Regions from separate parts of the Homo sapiens genome. Here region 2 is linked to region 1. A link is an interaction called in ENCODE POLR2A ChIA-PET data of the cell type or tissue named here. Cell type or tissue: endothelial cell of umbilical vein. All regions are shown on one strand.

Evidence for each region. Peaks named below come from ENCODE experiments on the same cell type or tissue, not always from the same donor. Only the 100,000 strongest peaks of a DNase experiment are listed, where the experiment ranks them.
Region 2: POLR2A ChIA-PET joins it to region 1 with 7 read pairs; 1 of 35 experiments calls an interaction of 5 or more read pairs at or near these places.

What each region holds. Positions count from the first base shown.
Region 1 is chr2:204,478,416-204,480,915 of GRCh38, reverse strand. No RefSeq gene overlaps it. Among named protein-coding and RNA genes, the nearest start is that of PARD3B, 66 kb to the left of the region's middle. In endothelial cell of umbilical vein, no CTCF peak of the experiment used is centred here; a DNase peak (open chromatin) is centred at 1,125; H3K27ac peaks cover 404 bases.
Region 2 is chr2:205,196,999-205,199,498 of GRCh38, reverse strand. The region is part of intron 15 of PARD3B (par-3 family cell polarity regulator beta); the gene reads right to left. Among named protein-coding and RNA genes, the nearest start is that of NRP2, 480 kb to the left of the region's middle. In endothelial cell of umbilical vein, no CTCF peak of the experiment used is centred here; a DNase peak (open chromatin) is centred at 1,258; H3K27ac peaks cover 1,914 bases.

The sequences.
Region 1 (2,500 bases):
TTGGATATTTGACAGTGGGAGGATGAGTGTGTTTTGTTTACTTGGTATTCATTCTGTGAGTGAAAGAAGGGGCATCAGCTAAGAGTTCAGGGGAATGGAAGAGGTGGGGAAAATTTAATGGTCTCAAAGGATGGGCTATCCTCCCTTGGGAAACAAAATACATGATATCTGGGTAAAAGTGGGGTGGTCACAAATGCAAAAAGAAAGTAGTTAGGTTAGTTACTTACTATTTTCCCAGTCACACTGAGCTGGCTAGGTGTATGTCCAAGGAAGAGAGGTGATTGGGGTTGTGAACCCAAAATCTATGAGGTCTCAATCAATTTAGAAAGTTTATTTTGACAAGGTTAAGGATGTGCCTGTGATACTGCCTCAGGAGGTCCTGACAATATGTACCCAAGATGACTGGGGTACAGCTTGCATTACACAGGGAGACATGAAGCATCAATCAATATGTGTAAGATGTACATTGGTTCAGTCAAGAAAGGTGGAACACTTTGACGTGGGGGTGGCTTCAGGTCACAAGTAGATAAGAGACAGACTTTCAGTGAAAATACAACTTACATGTGAGGCGGGCGGGTAGAGGAACAACCATTTATGCTTTAGTCTGGTTCAGTGAATCTACATTTTTACATAAACAATAAGGCAGAAGAAGTAGTCAGATATGCATTTGTCTCAGGTGAGCAGAGGGAGGACTTTCCCGCACCTGTGAAGAGGATAAGCTATTGATATTTTAGGGTAAAGATCTTGAGGTCCACAAGGAATGTCCTGTAGGTAAATTTTCAGGGAGGTATGTAGCTTTTTTAAAAAAATAATCTTTGTAGCTATCTTATTTAGGAACAAAATGGGAGGCAGGTCTGCCTGACAGAGTTCCCAGCTCGACTTTTCCCTTTGACTTAGTGATTTTGGGGGTCCCAAGATTTATTTTCCTTTCACAGGGTGTTACAATTCCAGCATGACTGAGGCCAAGCAGAGAAGTTGAGAATGTTTGCAAGAGAGTGATTCGAAGGAACTTCGGAATTTAGCTGGATAAATTGGAGAGTGAAGACCAGGATAGGCAGATATGGATATAGATAGTTAAAAATAGGTGGTTTCCACAGATTAGGGGGTTTCCAGTACATGGATGAATCATTGCAATGGTGTGGGGGAGGGGGGAAGGGAGTTCAAAAGGAAGTGAGCTGGAAGGGCAAGAAATGGCATCTAAGAATGAGATGTGAAGCAATGACAGGCAGCATAGATCAGAACACACCAGGGGACGAGGTAGCTGAGAAGGATGGAGTAGCATGTTGGGGAGATGGAGAGGCACCACCACGAATAGACTGAGCTGTGGAATGAGTCCCTGGGATGAAACAACAGCCTGTGGAGAGCTGGAGAGCCAAACAGTGATCCGAGTGCTAGGGGACTTAGTGAAGGTGAGGATGGGGGGGTGGGGACTGCCGAACAGCTGATGAAGTGCAGTGGAAGTCATGAGTTTCCTCTGAACTGGAGTACTTAAAGGAAGAAAGGGAAAGGGGTTGGAAGACACATGGTGGAAAAAAGACCTAAGGAGTGGCATATAAGAAAAAATAAAAAGCACAACGGCCTCCACTTGTGGGGACTGTAGCAGAAACACGGCCCTCAGAAGAAAGTAAGACAAAAAGGGTTCAGGAGCAGTGAGAAGAGTTGCAGGATGCAGAGGCATTTCCTGAGCAGGCAGGCATGCCAGAGTGCACAGTGATATGTAACTGATATACATCTCTTACCTTCTTTAACCTCGTCTCTTTTTCATCCAGCCAAACGTCTACACCTTTGCACCTGGAGCTAAGACTCTTATCTTTTGACCTCTATCCCCTGGCTCGTTACAAATTCAGAGATGGGCCAAGTGGGGACCAGCCATGGCTCCATCTTAGTTTATAAGGTTTGGAGGACATTACCTGCAACTCTGAGTGTTCCTGGTGGTGACAGAGTATAGCCCCAGGAAAAGAGATTCCATGCTAGCCACATAAGGCAAGGATTATAGCAACTGACTGTAGCCAGAAGTTGAACATACAGTTCTCATATGCAAGCAGGTAGAGCAAACCTGCCCTGCATACCTAGGCCTCTGCCTGTGCACAGAGATAATGAATGCACACAGGCAGTGTAGACTACAAGTGGCATGGGACTGGAATTGGAAATGATAAATGGAAAGAAGAAATGACGTCAAATAATTGTTCAGCAATTTTAAAAGCAGAAGGATGAAACAAGGAAGAACCTGGTCACCCATTTCTGAAGTGGTGGGATCCATAGTTGATAAGGCTTCAAGCTGGGCATGAGGGTGTTTGCCCTTAGAAAAAAAGAGCCATAGGAGGTCACTGTAGGATGCCTTGGGTCTTTTGCACACATATCCTAGCAACCTGAGGCACTGAAGAAAGTTACCCGAGGAGCCCCAAGCATCAGGATTTCCACCACTGGGGAATTTTATTTTAGAGAGCTTGAGGGCTGAGTTACCTAAGCAGCCCTTAGAGCTAACCCTCTCTGCTTGAGG
Region 2 (2,500 bases), 720 kb before region 1:
GTGTATATATATGTGTGTGTGTGTGTATGTGTATATACACACACAGTAAAAATGTACATATATGTATATATTTTAATCATTTGCTTCTCTCTTCCTCTTTTCTACATAGCCGAGGTTATCAGTGAGTTCTTGAGGCAGCCACATGAGTGTCTTCAGATGCCTCTTCCCTTTCTTCCTCCCTGAGATAAGTTATCATAATGTCAGAATTTCCTTTTGGTAGTTTTTCCTTAACTCTTGAGCTTTTCTTTCCTGTTGGGGTTCTAATCTAGGTACAGGCAGCAAGCACCATTTCTTTCATTTATTTACCACATCTCCAGTGTTTAATGCACTTCCCGGCACACAGTAGGCACTTAATAAACATTTACTTAATGAAAGAACATTCTCTATAATTCCTTTATTTTGACTTACTAGAGCTTAAAGTATATAGCTGACTTCATCTTTGTATACTTGTCTATTATACAAATAGACACTTTCTTACAATATTACCATTAATTTTTCTTTACAAAACAGGTTCTTTTCTTTAAGTCAAAGTTGTATCCCAAACAGTAATATCCAATTCAGCTTTTAACTATATTCAGAGGTACTACTTATTGGTGGACAATAAAAGAAATCCATGGATATAAATAAAAATAGTAAAATATATTTTATATATTAATACAAACCAGCATCACACTTATTAGAATATACAATTTTATAAAAATTATCCTATGTATTCAGTCTTTATTATCAATAATTCATATAGAAGTACCTCACTATATGAATATAATCTTAAAAAGAAAGTATTAGAGCAGTAGAATGGGGCTTTTTTCATGCTCATCTTTGAGCTGATACTAGAAATGTACTGTCTAAGAGGAATATCTGACATATATAAAAGGTTTCATATTCAAAATGTATCTCAAATATTTACCTTTGTAGATGTGAGAACTCAGTTGGCTTATAAATTACTTCAATTGTGGGTGTCTAAAAACATTTCCTAATTTAAAAAAATTAGAGCAAGTAACTAACAGAAAATAAAACTGGTGAATCACTAATCTTGAAAGGAAGTCAGCCAACCTATTTATCGTCTTGATTTTAGGGAGAGTTTTTCAGGACACATGCTCTTTCTTAAAAGACTATGAGACATGGAATGTTAACAATCTTCATTGTCAGGAAACTTCCTAAAATTTCGTCTGAATGCCTCATGCATCACTTTAAGCTCATTTCCTCTTACTGAACAGGGCAGCTGGCCAGCATCTTCCATTTGCACTGCCCTTAGCCTTCTCCAAACTGTGTTATAGAACACCCTTCTGAAATGGGCGTGGGAGGCCAATGTGAAACAGGATAGAAAACTCTAAAAACAGTATCTTGTGAGAAACAGCATTTTAAACTTAACTCTGAATGGGGCTACAGAGTAGGTCAACAAAGGGGGCCAACAAACTGAAGTGCTATCTTTTGAATAATTCAGACTAATTCTCAAACAGTATTATGGGGTCATAAAACACCAAGCCTGGAAATTAAAGATTTTTATGCCTCATCAAAAAGTCTTTGAATGTAACTTCCTGGCATACTGCCAACAAGGGCAGCTCTTTGGGGGAAAACCCTATGCCAAAGGCCAAAGAGGCAGCTGTGTTATTCAGCTCCTGAGAGCTTCCAACTCAACACCCACACAAGCTCAATTATGAACAAATTAAAGGAGTCCAGACTGAACACAGTAATTCTGGTAATTTAAATAAATAGGGAAAAGTCTACAATTAGTAGGAAAAGATTGATTTTCTCCAAAACCCAGAAGTATCCACTCTCCAGTCTCTTAAGTGACACCCTAACCCCTTTGAATTAGCATGACTACATGCAATTATTTAAAAACAAATTTCCTTTTATTTATCATGTTAATCATTTCTGTTCTGATTTAAATGTGACCACATGCATGCCAGTAAAAGTATCCACAAAATCCCAAGGCAAAGCAGCCTCAAAAGGGCTACATATACATTATACTTATAATGTATATATAGGAATTAATGACACTGAGTAAAATTGTTATCAGAGTTGTACACCTACATTTTAGAGCATATAATGTGTTAACCATCTCAAGAAGTGTTTAATATACATATCTGTAGTTAATCAATAAACATTTTTGCAAGTAAAGAGAAAAATTTAGAGTCATTGAAAAAGAATCGAAGATTTAATATTGGGGAATCTATTAATTAACTCACTTTTATTTCACTAATAGAATAAAGAACAAAATCCACATTATCAGCCAGTAAGGGCCTTAAAATCACTTACTAAAATTAAACATTCATTCTTGATTAAAAAAAATAAATGATTTAATCAAAAAACTTTTAGGAAGTTAGGAATGCAAAGAAACTTATGTAGCTTGATCAAATGTTTCCATCAGAAGCCAATAGCAAACATTATAATTAATGTGCATGCTCTCTCTCTCTCTCTCTCACACACACACACACACACACACACACACACACACACACACACCCCCCCCCCACAGTGGAAGCATTCCTGTTTCATC